Regions from separate parts of the Mus musculus genome. Here region 1 is linked to region 2. The links are chromatin loops, found by intact Hi-C in ENCODE. Cell type or tissue: heart. All regions are shown on one strand. Each heading gives the region's core, and the rest is flanking DNA. Links, peaks and the distances in the headings are about the cores only.

Region 1 (7,456 bases), core at 881-5,880, 280 kb before region 2:
TGCTATACCCAGAAAAACTCAGTTACTGTAGACAGAGAAACCAAGATATTCCATGACAAAACCAAATTTACACAATATCTTTCCTAAAATTCATCCCTTAAAAGGATAATAGATGGCAAACACCAACACGAGGAGGGAAACTACACCCTAGAGAAAACATGAAAGTAATCTTTCAACAAACCCAAAAGAAGATAGCCACACAAACATAATTCCACCTCTAACAACAAAAATAACAGGAAGCAATAATCACTATTTCTTAATATCTCTTAACACTAATCGACTCAAGTCCCTAAAAAAGACATAGACTAACAGACTGGATACGTAAATAGGACTCAACATTTTGCTGCATGCAGGAAACCCACCTCAGTGATAAAGACAGACACTACCTCAGAGTAAATGGCTGAAAACAATTTTCCAAGCAAATGGTCCCAAGAAACAAGCTGGAGTAGCCATTCTAATATCGAATACAATCAACTTTCAACCTAAAGTTATCAAAAAGGACAAGGAAGGACACTTCATACTGGTTGTCTTAGTCAGGGTTTCTATTCCTGCACAAACATCATGACCAAGAAGCAAGTTGGGGAGGAAAGGGTTTATTTTGCCTCCAGAATCTGTCAGCGAGAGAGTAGCTCTTGATTAGTCAGGGACTGGCTCCCTGTGCAGCTTTATCTCTGGGCAGAGCTGCACGCAGCGGCTGCTGAGGAGAGAGCATGGGAAGTGTGACAGGGCAAGTCTGTTTCTGATGTGTCACAGTCCAGGTCATAAGCCTCACTCAGTCCTGCAGCAAAGAGAATTCAAAGGCAGAAAAGGCCACAGGAGAGATGAAAGGGCTCCAGAGATCAGAGGAGGAAGTTACACCCACACAGGGGCATCCACGGCATCCACGCGGGGCCAGCCAACCCAGAGCAACTGAGCTGGGAAATGGCTATGCTTTCTGGCTACCCTGCAAGAGTGGGAGGTGGGACAGAAGCCATGTCCAGAATCACTGTAACAGCCCCAGCAATGGGAAATGAGGGTCACAACTGAATTGAGGCTTCAGAAATGGAAAAAAAGGGACATAAACTGAAGAAGCATCACGCGCTGGGGAGGGAAGCTTGCTCTACAAGAGATGTCCTGAGTTCAAATCCCAAGTACCCACGTAAGAAGTCAGGCAATATACAGCACAGAGGTGAAGCTCAGTGACAGGTGCCACCTCAGGCATTGAGAGCACAGGAGAAGACACCTGATGATGTCCTGCTCTGTGACCTCACATGTGCATGTGCACGCACACGCGCACACGCAGTCTGTGCAGCAAAATGCCTAGGGAAAGACTAAATCTAAGTGATGTCCAGTTTTAAGCCTGGACTCAAGAGATGATAAGAATATCTAACAAAATTAAAGCAAGTCTGGAAAGGGTCTTTTTCCCCCCAGGGGAAAGATAGCTCTAAATTAATTATTTGATTGTAAGTCAGAGACAGGAGACAGTGTATTATGGAGATGTAGTAGATGCTGGCATTAAAGCAATGCTGAGGGCCTCTGAGGAACAATAGAACTTTAGAAAATGGCTCCATCTAGAGGAGGTGGAGAAACGGAACCAGCTAGCACCTGTGATGTACCTAGTCAGCAGGGAGTGCTGGTCAGCTTACACTGCAACCAGAGAAGGTCACTGTGGGTGACAGGTGTGGAGAATCCAGGGGGGACAGCCTGGGAGGCTGTGAAGCTGGAAAGGGTGAAGGCCAGGAAGAGTCAAGTCAGCTAGCATCAGAGAGAAGGTAGTCTCGCTAGCAGGTGACCAAGATGAATGAAGGCGGAGCAGAGCTGACTAAAGGAAAGAAGATGCTGGACCACTGAGATGGTTCAGTGGGTAAGGATGCTTTCAGGTAAGTCTGATGGCCTGAATTCAGTCACCATGCCCCACATGGTAGAAGGGAAGAAGTAGCTCCTACAAGTTGTTCTCTAAACCCCACATGTACACCATGGCTTGAACTCAATGATACAAGCACGCACAGACATGCACACACACACACACGCACACGCACACGCACGCACACACACGCACGCACGCACACGCACGCGCACGCACGCGCACACACACACACCACTGAATAAATGTGTTGAGAATGGGGTTGGGAAGAGGAAAAATAAAGATGGATTTTGCTTTTCTAGCTTGTCACACCTACAGAAAACCTGTCTGGGTTGCCATCATTTATGTTCTCGTGTTTACCCCTAACCTGGGAGGGAAGTGTCAAGCCCCAGGAAATCACAGCGAGCTCCTTTCTTCTTCCTGCTGCTTTGTAACAGCATTGCTGTTTGGCTCTGTGGTCTGTGGGTGTTGGAAGATAACAAAGGATCAGCCTAGAGCCCCTTTACATACGTAACCCAGCTTCAGAGGCTTATTATTATTACTTAAAACCTCCTTCCAAAAACTTACGAAATCAAAATGTGTGCTGGTTACTGTCACCTGGAGCTGAAAGTCGACATTCAGCAGCTTGGAGAGGATTGTTATTTTGGTGGTGCTGAGAGCACTGTAACTGGGGCAGCTGGGTTGCTATGGTGACTGGGTCTCAAAACAGAGCCCTGTGCTTCGACACATCCACACAGCAGATGAATCTCAGGTTGACATGGCCGTGACACTCATCCTAGTTGAAGCATCCACAAACTCCCATCAGGACCCGTGGAAGGGAAATTTGGGATCAGGGCCCCCAAAGCACTGGTTAAGAAGTTGCAGCTTGGGCTTTTTTAAGCTGGGTCTTCTCAGTCCTCACGGTCCTGAAAACCTCTGGCTCACAGCCTAAAGCTCTCCCTTAGGGGAGGCTGATAGCTTGGGGAAGGTTCATCCCGGAAGCGAGTATGATTAATTGCTCCAGTGCTGACAGAGGCTGAAAACTTGAGACTCAGACCACATTCTTGTCACTAATAGATGAGATGAGGGTGGGGCAAATGAGTGTGGGACTGTACTGAGGATCCAGCTGCTGCTCTGTGGCTTCCTGCCTGGAGCAGCACCCAATAGGTCACTGCACACCCACGGTTATCGCAACACTATTAGCAAGAGCCAGGGTCTGCCATCAGCCCCATTAGTGTATTGTGACAAGAAGACTTGGGTCAGTTCAGAGAGATGGGTGGAACTGTAGACAGTCAAGGGGTTTTTTTTTTTGTGGGGGGGGGGGATTTTTTTTTTTTTAAAGAAGCCGGCCTGAGACAAATATTACTTTTTGTCTCATTGAGGAATCTGGACTTCTTTTTTTAAAAAAGAATTAATTAAACTATAAATATATGTGGCATGGCAGTAGATGAGGAAGAAGACCTGCGGCAGGGAAAAGGAGAGACAGACACAAGAAGGCAATTGAGAGTGACTGTGAGCAAAGGATTATGATATGTATGAAAACGACGTGATGAAACCCAGCATTTTCACTGACTAAAACAAAGCGAACAGAAATGTGCAGGTACTTTTGCGGCGAGGGTGGGCGGGAACCGACACTGCCTTTGGGGTGTGCTCCAAGCAAACCTCCGCGCCCACGCTGTCCTTCCGGGTCTCGACAGTAGGGGTCCCCGTTGAGTCGCGCGTCTTACACTACGCTGTGGTACTGGACTAAGGACGGAGACGCTTTGAATAGGGAGTATCTGCCTCTGCTGGTTCTTGCCTAAGCATGACATGGGAAAGCAGGGAAGGCGGGGTGGGGGTGGGGAAGATTCCTGACTTGCAGCATGACTCATGAACAAACGGAGAGAATAGTCGCTGCTTCTCATCGGAGCCCCAGCACGCCCCGGGACAAGCCTGAGTCAGACCAGAAGTCCGGAGTCTGGTCGGTCAGAGAGCATTTTCCCCCTTGAGGGAGAAATATATTTAGGGGAAGTGGTATGAATTTCTTAAGATTGCCGGAAACCCCACGTTAAACCCTAGGCTTCTAGAAGTCGAATCCGTCAAAACCAAGAAGCTTCCCGATTGAAGATAAAAATTGGCCACCTCCGCAAAGACACCAAGAATAGGTAAAAATAGATAGATAAATAAATAAATAAATAAATAAATAAATAAAAATTAAAAAATAAAAAGGTTTGTGACCTTAGTGGCAGCGGTTCTACGACACACGCACCCAAAACCAGCAGCCGTGCCTACCTGTGTGCACCTTACAGCATAGAAACCCGACCAGTGATTTTTGTTCCAATTGTACTGGTTTTGTTTTTGAGACAACCCAAGCTAGTGTCAAAGGCAAAATCTCCCTACAGCAGCCTCCTGAGTGCTAAGATAAAAGTGAACTGCCACACTAAACTTTAATGTTCGTTTGTTTGTTTGTTTGTTTTTAAAGAAGAAATATAGTTAGCCAAGCCTGATGACACAGACCTGCAATTCCAGCCACTAAGGAAAAATGAAAAGTAACTGGGCTGTAAAGTAAGTTTAGGGCCAACCTGGGCAACTTGGTGAGACTATCCCGAAAGGAAAGGTAAAGAGGGTTGTGAATATGTAACTTAGGAAGTGCTTTCTTGGCATGCCATGACCCAGTGGTTCAGATAGACGACAGACAGGCAGACAGACACTTTAGTGGAGGAAAAAAAAACCAGCTGTCCAACACTATATTCGTTGTGATCTCCTGGGGGCTCCTTACTTGTCCATGTCTAAGGATTTGTTACTTATATTTAGTGAAGACACATAAAAAGACCAGTGTAAAGGGACCACACCACAGAGGGCTGAGTGTCACACCTTGCCCTCCAGAGTGTCTGCCACTGCAAGCGCCACTCACTTCTACTACTCAGCGGCCTGTTCACAGGCCTGGAGGGAGTGGAAGCCAGGGGATCAGGTGAGCAAGGATTGGCAATGGCTCAGGAGAAGACGTGGGTAGAAACCTTAGGTAGCAATGGAAAACCGAGGCACCTTGAGTTGTACCCCGCCCCCTCCCCACCCCAGGCAGCCACAGGACAGAGAAGCCCATTCTTGAGCCAGTGAAAGCAAGTTGAGTCAAGTCTACAGCCTGAGTGCACTTGAGGGCTGCTGTCACCTGTGCTTGCAAAACACACGCATGAAATTACTAAACACTTGGAGGTGTGTACACCAGCAAGCTGATTAAATTAGGGGGAAATGAGCACATGTACACTTAAAATGGAAAAAAAAAGGCATCTAGTCAGGTGGAGTTAATCAAAAGTATACAGCCTCAGAGGCAGGGTGGCCCAGATTTATTTTTCATGTAAATATCTTTGATTGGAAAAATATGAGCATGTTTCTACACATGGCCTTGCTTATGAGCTTCTAAAAACTATGTAGGGCTTTTCTGACTTCTAAAACACCCTCAATAGATAGTAAAGAGACTTTTCCCTTTTTTCTAAATAGATATTTTCTTGGGGACACCTGCTCTGCTGGCTAACCTGAGACGGGGCTTTCCTGCTTTCATTTGACGGCTCACCTTACCCCAAAGGCTTGATTATTTCCTTCATCTCCCCATCTTTTCCTCCCCCTCTCCCAATTCTCATGCAGCCCCTATCTGTTCCTATGGCTGTCTTTTAACATATATGCACATTTAGAAAAAAGACTCAATTTATTTTTAATCATGCATATGTGTATCTATGTGGGGATATGTGAGTATAGGTGCCTAGGAGGCCAGAAGAGGGAGTCAGAGCCCTGAAGGTGAAGTTACAGGAGGTTGTGAGTGCCAAGATATGGATGCTGGGAACCCAAACTCCTTAGCAAGAACAGTGCATGCTTTTAACTTCAGAGACATCTTTAGCCCGATGTAAGTGGCTTGTCTTCAAATCTCTGTCACTGTTGCTCTGTGTGTGTGTGTGTGTGTGTGTGTGTGTGTGTGTGTGTGTGTGTGTGTGGTTTTGTGTATAGTTTTATGTATGTGTCTGTGTCCAGATTTTATACAAACTTTGAAAGTGTGCCCTTGACATAGGAATTAACCTCTCACACAGTGGCTAGCTACATCCTTCATCCCCCAAAACAGCCCCAAATTCGAATTACTCATTGGATTGACATGTGTCATAAAGCATTTCACATTTTTCAGATCTGTTTTTGCAAGTGTTTAGTGTGTGTGTGTGTTTACACCTGTCAGTGGATGCCAGAAGTCAACTTCAAATGTCATTGCTTAGATATTGCTCACCAATTAGGCCTCATTTTACATTTAATTCCTTGTAGGAATAAAAGAGCAAAGATGTGTGTCCTGACTGGTGGGAGAGTAAAGGAGCTGTCCAGGTCTCAGATATCCACTGGTTTCTCTTGTGGGTAGTAGAGAGGGGTTTTAAGATGGAAGGGAATTTTTGTAAAAGAAAAGAAGATTCCCAGGTGTGCTCTTGAAATGTACTCCTCAGAGTTCTGGAAATCATCGTTATGATTTTGTTGGTAGGGGGCTCCAAACTGTCTTTTCTTTTTTAATTTTATTTTTTATGTTTTATTGGTGATTTTCTTTATTTACATTTCAAATGTTTTCTCTTTTCCAGGTTTCCCCTTCAGAAACCCCCTAACCCATCCTCCATCCCCCTGCCTCTATGAGGGTGCTCCCTTGTCCACCCACTCCTATCTTCCTGCTCTGGCATTCCCCTACAATGGAGCATCGCACACCCTCCCAATGATGTCCAACAAGGCCATCCTCTGCCACATATGTGGCCGGAGCCATGGGTCCCTCCATGTGTACTCTTTGGTTGGTGGTCCAGTTCCCGAGACCTCAAGGGAGTCTGGCCAGTTGACAGTGTTGCTCCCTCCGTGGGGCTGTAAACCCCCTCAGCTCCTTCAGTCCCTTCTCCAACTCTTCCATCAGGGACCCCCAGCTCAGTCCAATGGTTGGCTGCAAGCATCTGCCTCTGTATTTGTCAGGCTCTGGCAGAGCCTCTCAGAAGACAGCCATATCAGGCTACTGTCAGCACGCACTTCCCAGCATCCAAATACCATCCAGGTTTGGTGACTGTAGATGGGATGAATTCCCAGGTGGGATAGTCTCTGGATGGCTTTTCTTCACTTTCTCTCCATATTTCCTCCTGTGAGTATTTTGTTTCCCCTTCTAAGAAGCACTGAAGCATCCACACTTTGGTCTTCCTTCTTCTTAGGCTTCATATAGTCTGTGAATTGAGTCTTGGGTATTCTGAACTTTTGGGCTAATATTCACTTATCAGTGAGTGCATGCCATGTGTGTTTTTTTGTGACTGGGTTACCTCACTCAGGATGATACTTTCAAGTTCCATCCATTTGCCTGGGAATTTCCTGAAGTCATTGTTTTTAATAGCTGAGTAGTATTCTATTGTGTAAATGTACCACATTTTCTGTATCCATTCCTCTGTTGTGGGACATCTGGGTTGTTTCCAGCTTCTGGCTATTATAAATAAGGCTGCTATGAACATAGTGGAACATATGTCCTTAGTACATGTTGGAGCATCTTCTGGGTATATGCCCAGGAGTGGTATAGCTGGGTCCTCAGGTAGTCCTATGCCCAATTTTCTGAGGAACCGCCAGACTGATCTCTAGAGTGGTTGTACCAGCTTGCAATCCCACCAGCAA
Region 2 (7,456 bases), core at 819-5,818:
GGCTCAGGCGCGCACTCGCGCCCGTCAGGCGAGCTCATGGGAGTGGCGCCAGCATAGAAGCTCGCGCGGCCGCCACCTCAACGCAGGCGCGGTGGCCAAGTGGTAAGGCGTCGGTCTCGTAAACCGAAGATCACGGGTTCGAACCCCGTCCGTGCCTGCCCTCTTTCCGTGTGGATTTAAGAATTTTTTAGGTGAGACCCTTTTCAAGAGTGACCATGAAAGGTCCCTCGTCTTGAGCTTTGAGTTGCAATTTTTTCCCAGCACAGCTGTCTGGATAGATTGTTTTCTTTCAGCTTGATTCAAACGAACTCCTTTTCCGCTCCTCTCTCGCTCAAGGTGACGGTGGGTGGTGTAGCCACTGCACCCCGTCGGTCATGGGAGCTTCCACTTCAGGGAGAAGTTTGTGGAATGCACGGGTTGGACAGAGGTCGCAATCTGGAAGGATCACCTGCACATTTGCGGTAAGAGCTTCGCAGCTAAATGGAACCTGGCTGGCTTCAGGGCACTTCACGTTTTTCTGATTGTTAAAATCCAAGGTTACCCGCCGTAAAGAAAGAACCGCTGTTGCCCCACACCGACTCCACACCCGGAGTCAGCTGGAGTCCTTCTAGTTTGCGATTTTTAAAAGGAAATCCGTAGAAGTGGGCATCGCCTTCGAGAAGAGAGGAAACCCTGCCCGGACCTGGAACGATTCTGGTTTGAAAATGTAAGCCTCTGGCGCGGAGCCTCCTTTCGCCCCTAGCTAAAATGGGTCACGTGGTCCAGAGGCAGCGTTGGCGAGAATGCAGCCAGATACTGGCTGCAGAGGTGGCCTCTCCATATGGAGAGGCATGACATGCCTGTCACATTACATCACAGAAGTTTGGTTTGCATTCTCAAAAGAATGCACCAGATGGTGCTCAAAGTGCCTTTGCAGAGGTCACTGTCTGACTCCAACTCCAAGACCAGCGTCTTGTGGAATATGACAAACACCTCGCTCTCGTTTGTGGAAACCTGTCTGAGACTGAAGCAAACCCCGGTGGAGTAACACTCCTGAGAGAACTCGACTCTGCGGGGGTCGGGGTGGGGGACCAATCAAACCAAAGCAGACTCTCCTAACTGGAAGGGAGGAGGGAAGAAAAGAGTTGTGGGCTGGGATGATTGGTCAGATTCCTGGCTGGACAGCAGTGAGTCTCAGGAGTGTGACTTTGGAGGGGTTACAGCACAGCTACTGCACCCCCATCCTCTGGGACAAGGCCTTGTCATTTGGGTTTCTAACAAGCTTCAGGAATAAGGTGTTTCAAGTTCCCAGGCCACATTCTGAAAATCGCTGCCCTGCTGAAAGTCATAGCACAAAGTCATATTGCCAACCCGGGAAGAGAATATGCTATACAAACATGGAAGGTAGTCCTTCTTGCAAAGTAATGACTGGAGGTGCTGGGAACCTGCCTCAGCCAGAAAGTTCTTGCTGGGCAAGTATGAAGACCTGAGTTCAGACTCCCAGCACCTACATTTTCAAGGGAGGGGTTACAGGAGAGGGGGGGCATGATAGTGCAGGTCTGCAATCCTAAAGATAGACTGAGAGAAGGGAGACAAGAGGATCCTTCATCTACCAGTCTAGCTGAATTAAGGAGCTTGTCTCAAACAATAGGCTGTAAGACTGGTAGTGTTGGCCCCAGCATTCAGGAGGCAGAGACAAGTAGATCCCTGAGTTCAAGGCCAGCCTAGTCTACAAATCGAGTTCCAGGACAGCCAGAACTACACAGAAACCCTGTCTCAAAAATAAGTAAGTAAATAAATAAATAAATAACGTTATTAAGGAGACAGGCACCCATGGGGAAGCTGTCGGAAGGGCTGTTTCCATTCGTATCCTGCACACTGTTTGTATTTTCTATAAGATGATGGTGTTGACATGTGAAGTTTATTTTCACGGAATCATACCCACAAAAGGAAGAAGCAGGGTGAGAGAGGAAAGAGAGAAAGGCTGCAAAGATGGCTTCTTAGAACACAGGCAGATGACAGCAGCAGGGTGTAGATTGTCTGAGCATGGAGTTCTCCAGCAGTGTGTGCACTCCTTTTGTTGTATTTGATGCTGTTCTGCTATTCATTTCTTTCTGAAGAGCTACAAAAGAGCAAGTCTCCCATCTTAAAAAAAAAAATGTTTCCACGGCAGGTGTGGTGGTATTTGCCTGTAAAACCAGCACTTTGGGGAGGCTGAGGCAGGAGGATGGGAGTTCAGAGTAAGCCTGGGCTACATGTAAGACCCTATTTTTAAAAAACAATACCATCACAACAAAAACAAACCAGGCCTTCACAAAGCCCCCAAGGTTTCATCACCAACACATACGCACACACATGCACATACACACACAAACACACACACAGAGCGAGAGGAGGAGGAGAATATAAGAGTACAGATTCACTTATGAGGTGTTTTCTGTTTTTAAAACCCTCTTGTGTCTGTGTCTGTACATATGTGTGTGCGCACAAGGGTGAGTGTCAGGTGGCCACCTCTCCTGCTTTCCACTTTATCTGAGGCATGTCTCTCAGTGAACCCGGAGCTCCCTGGCTGTGCTCCACTCTCTTGCCAGCAGTCTTTTGGGACTCACCTGTCCCCCCCACACCGATGCAAGGGTTACCGCCATGCAGTGCATCTCCTCGTACAGAATTTCCCCTGATGCTGGGGATCTGACCTCAGGCCCCTGTCAGCGCAAGCCCTTTACCAACTGAGCCATCTCCCAGAGCTGCTTGTTTGCTTGTTTGCTTGCTTGCTTGTTTGCTTGTTTGTTTGTTTGTTTGTTTGTTTGTTTAGAAGCTTTAAGATTACACAGGAATCAGGTTGAGACTAGTGTGTGGGAGGAGAGTATCATGGAACTGTGAAACCAGTGTGCTATGTGCTATCGGATTGGAAACTAGCGACCCAAAGCCTGAATTCAGTTTGTTTACACTTTGGTGAGTAAAGCTGGCCATGCCGGTGATAACCCAGGCACTTTCTGTTGGTTTATTCCACTTGTGTTCATGCACATATGAAGCCATGTTTGGAGCTAGAGCTCTTACATGGATTTCACGTCGGCAGGTCCCCCTGGAAGCTGCTGCCTTTGTGAAGAATCGCACACAGTTCTTCTTCGGATATGGGGAGGGGAGGGAAGAAGGTGGCTGATACTGGGGCTGGGGGAAGGGTTTGAACTGGACCCCAACATGGGAAATGACCACCAGGGAGAAGATAATTTACATGGCGAGTCTGTGACTTTCTGATAAGAAGAAACTAAATGCTTCTCATAAGCCTCTCTGTTCTTGAATAAACAGTGGTAGCAAAGGGCTTAAAAGGCTTCCTCGAGAAGAAGAAAATGCCTAAGTTCTGGGACAGGAACTAGCAATCTCCTAAGATCAAAGGAAGAACTGTTTGTCAACAGAGACTGCACAGGCACAGCTGCAACAGTGCCACCTCATGGCCGCATAAAGCTAAAGCAATCATGCATTCGACCCTGCCCCATTGGAAAGAGCCTGGATGGACCTGGCCATTTAACTCACTGTGCCTTGGTCTCCTCCTCTGCTGTAAAATCAGAAGGACACACAGTAACTTACTTCCCTCCAGTCTTGGGGGCGGGGATGATTGCAGGGCCTTCGGGGTGCTACGGAAAAATTCTACCATGGAATTACAGACCCCCCTTTTTTATTTATTTTGAGACAGGATCTCAGTAAGTTACCCAGGCCAGATTCTTGATTCTCCTGCCTCAGTGATGGCAGGTTTGCTCCATCACATTTGTCTCTGTCATGGACGACAGTTCTACAAAAGATACTTCATGCCATCACAACTGGTCACAGAAGAAACTACTCAATATCTGGAGAGGTGACAATAGCCACGGTTGGCTCAGGGAAAGTTTTGTTCTGGATTGCTTTAAGATATAGTCTGATGCTATTGTTATAGGGCCTTGGAGATGTGAGTGCCCACTTATTTTTGCTAAACAAGTCCCCCTGAGGTCCAGTGGAGACAGAATTCCACCAAGTTTCACTCTGGGGAACCAACGAGTTTATTGGGTTCCCTTACAGAGCACAGGAGAAGGGTGTGGGTGATCTTCCTTCAAAGTGCTGCACTGCAAAGTCTTTACTCAGCAGAGATAATGGCTTCCCTTAGCCACACAGATGGAGAACCCAGTTATAGGACACTCTTGTATACAACAAGTGGTAGAAAGCAGCTGGAAACTCAGATGAAGTCACTGGGCCTCGCGTTCCTCTGTAAGGGGCTGTACCAGCCAATAAGACCAGGTGATGCGTGTGCCCCAGTACATGGGTGCCCCAGTACTCATACCTACTGGCACACTTGTTTTCACAAGAACAGATCAACTAAAGTTCTAGTATAGTTCCAATTATTCAAGAGCAACTAATGTTAGAGGTTAGCGGGTATAAGTGAACACTCCAAGATGGCTGTTGTTTTGGAAGACACTCTCACAAACAAATACAAATCTCTCTCTCTTTCTCTCTCTCTCTCTCTCTCTCTCTCTCTCTCTCTCTCTCTCTCTCACAGACACACACACACACACACACACACACACACATTAATGCACTGGGGTGTAGCCTCATGCTAGAGTGCTGCTTAGCATAAAGCCCTGGGTTCCACTCCCAGCACCATGTACACATATACACAAACTAACTACACAAATTTAATTAACAATTTGATAACATGGGAATGAAGGAGCGTGCATATACACATTGCCCCCAAACGCTCCCTTGTGCCTCTTTGACATCTACTTACTTGTTTGAGTGTGGCAAGTACTTACCGCATGAAACCCTCCCCCTGGAAGCTCACGGCACACACTGGCTGCTAGGCGTTATGTTGATAGCAGAGCCCCGGCATTAGTTGCTCTTGCTGGAACTTTAGTTGATGCTCTTTCATGTGCGTGTGAAGAACTGTGTCAGTAGGCATGAGTATCAGTGCACACACGGGATTGGGTCTATGGACATCATCGAGTTTGTTTTTGTCTCTGCGACTGTGGAACTGAGGCTGTTTGGGACTCATGTTCCTGCTGCCTGAGCTCCCCAAGGGCTAGGATTACAGAGGTCCATCACCACAGCCAGCATTGGCTCCTCACAAGGTAAAGAAGTCCTTTCTCCACACAAGACACTCTCGTGAATCTGGCTTGTTGATAAGGATAGACCTCCAGGTTGGCGTGAGTGGTGAAGAGAAGCCAACAAAGAGAGGCTGCCGGTCAGGCTCACAGTTTCCTCAAAAAAACCATGTAAAGGGAAAGCACAAAGAGCAAACAGGCGAGGACCCTGGAGAGCAGGTCGCACTCAACCTGCACTCCCATGGACGAGATGCCAATGAAGAAGCTGTGTCCCTGACTCTGACCTTCTAAAAAGGGCAGGCCTGGCCGGTCCCCACCTCCCCACACCCTACCTGGGCTAACATCGATGCTTAGAAAGTGACATTAAAGAATAAAAAAGAAATATGGACGCTTTCATAAGAAAGTGAACAGTCGTACACATTCCTCCCTTCAAGCCAGGAGAGTGTTTCGGCATGAGCAACACTTAAAAGAAGTGTGACAGAGCTTGGAGTGTGCACTAGGGGGCCTTCTGCTGAGTTCACTGCGCTGTGGCTCTTGTGTTTCCCTGACCAGGAGCCCCCTCAGTCAGGGGAGTGTAGATGGGTGACTCAGTGTGGGCAAAACTGAACCAATGAGTCTGGAAGCCTCACTACATGCAAGATCTGCAAGAGACCTCTTTTCTCCTTTCTTTTCCCCTCTTTCTCCTCTGTTTTCCCTCTTCCTCCTCTTCCTCCTCCTGTTCTTCCTCCTCCTCCACCTTCTTTTTATTTTGGTGCAGGATAGTCTCATGTAGCCCAGGCTGGCCTAGAATTCTCTATGTAGAACAGCCACAAACGTCTGGTCGCCCTGCCTCCATCTCTCATGCTGAGGCACTTACAATCATGTATCACCATGCTGGTTTATGTGGCGCTGGGGATGGATCCCAGGGCTTTATACATGCTTGGCAAGCACTCTACCCACAGCCTCAACATGCTCTGCTCCAAATGCCTCTTGCCCAGTGAGGCTGTGGCCCTTTAACTATCAAACCCTTTAGCCAGCTATTAAAAAAAAGAAAGAAAGAAAGAAAGAAAGAAAGAAAGAAAGAAAGAAAGAAAGAAAGAAAGAAAGAGAATAGAAAAGAAATAAAAACAAAAAACCACAAAACTGGACTTTGAAGAAAATATGAAATTTCCTGATTTAAAAATGTTGGCCTCTGAACCAAATGTATTGCTATTATTTTAGATGCTATTTGGGCCAAATGAATACATCCAGGTCATGTGGACCTGTGGGCAAGCTCTAGGCGAAGAAAAACAACAACAAAAACTTCTGAATCTAGCAGGCATTTATTTTTAAGTTGCTGTCTGTGTAAGAGTCAGGCGATGGCTCCAGTGGATTTCAAAGAAGAGTTCTGTTCCCATGGCAAAGTAGACCTTTCATTTCCATTTAGTCCAGACCTTCTTGTATCTTGCTTCCTTGCTCCTCTCCCTGCTCTTCCACTTCTTCCTCTTCCTCTTCCTCAGCTCCTCCTCCTCCTGTTCCTCCCCCTCCTCCACCACCTCCTCCTCCTTTGACTCCTGCTCCTTCTCCTGCTCTTCCACCTCCTCCTTCTCCTCTTCCTCCTCCTCCTGCTCCTGCTCCTTTAGCTCCTCCTACTGCTCCTCCTGCCCCTCCTTGTCCTCCTCCTCCTCCTGTTTTATCTTTTAGACAGGGTCTCACTATCTACCCTGACTAGCCTGGAGCTGGCATGTAGACTAGGCTTGCCTCAAGCTCATAGAGGTCCACCATGCTAAGTCAAACAGCTGGAGCTGCCACAACCACTCCCAGCTCAGTTTCTCGTCTTCCTTCCTTGTTTATTTTTTGTTGTTGTATGTGATGTTCTTTGTGGGTGTGTGGTGGTCTCTGTGTGTGTTCATGTGGGTGCACATGTGTTCATGTAGAGGCTACAGATCACTGCCAGTGTCTTCCTCAATGGCTTCTCACCTTGTATTGAGCCACATCTCTCACTGAAACTGGAGCATGCCCATTAAGTTAGTCTGAAAGGCAAGCCCCAAGGATTCTCTCACCTCTGCCTCCAGAGGTGTTACCTGCCACGCCCTGCTTTCCATGTAGGTGCTGAGGCAAACTAAGGCCTCCATATTGCATAGCAAACACTTTACCAACTGAACCACCTCTTCAGCCCTTGTATGTTTTTGATAGACACGGCATCCTTTGAGAAGAGGTCCTCACAGTGTAGCCAAGGTTAGTCTTGACTCTCCATGCTTCTGTTTCTGCTCCTCACACATTGGGATTACAGGTATATACCAACAAGCCTAGCTTCCTCTAGTGTGTTGACAGACGTTGGCACCGTGTCTAAAACTGTTAAGCATTCAATCTTCTTCCTCCTGGTGTCTCGGGGCAGGTCAGTCAGGTCACTCTTGTTCACCCACCCACATGCAAATGCTGCCTCTGCTTTG

What was found. Hi-C counts contacts between places; a loop is a spot of excess contacts. Peaks named below come from ENCODE experiments on the same cell type or tissue, not always from the same donor. Only the 100,000 strongest peaks of a DNase experiment are listed, where the experiment ranks them.
Region 1: a loop joins it to region 2, with 7 times the contacts of the local background. A loop is called at or near these places in 5 of 42 quality-filtered maps.

The regions. Positions count from the first base shown.
Region 1 is chr16:13,156,796-13,164,251 of GRCm38, forward strand. Gm32596 (a long non-coding RNA gene) reads right to left here and starts at 2,500. Exons shown (of 3, transcript XR_384684.2): 1 at 2,411-2,500; 2 at 2,211-2,302. In heart, for the core only: CTCF peaks have their summits at 1,558 (motif pointing left), 3,522, 3,725 and 5,558 (motif pointing right); DNase peaks (open chromatin) are centred at 2,886 and 3,606; H3K4me3 peaks cover 1,173 bases; H3K27ac peaks cover 1,906 bases.
Region 2 is chr16:13,437,238-13,444,693 of GRCm38, forward strand. It overlaps Gm41421 (a long non-coding RNA gene), which reads left to right. Exons shown (of 2, transcript XR_875921.2): 1 at 1-191; 2 at 337-2,964. It overlaps n-TTcgt5 (a tRNA gene), which reads left to right and starts at 86; the gene lies at 86-157. In heart, for the core only: CTCF peaks have their summits at 892 and 3,429 (motif pointing left); DNase peaks (open chromatin) are centred at 834, 1,064 and 3,474; H3K4me3 peaks cover 500 bases; H3K27ac peaks cover 826 bases.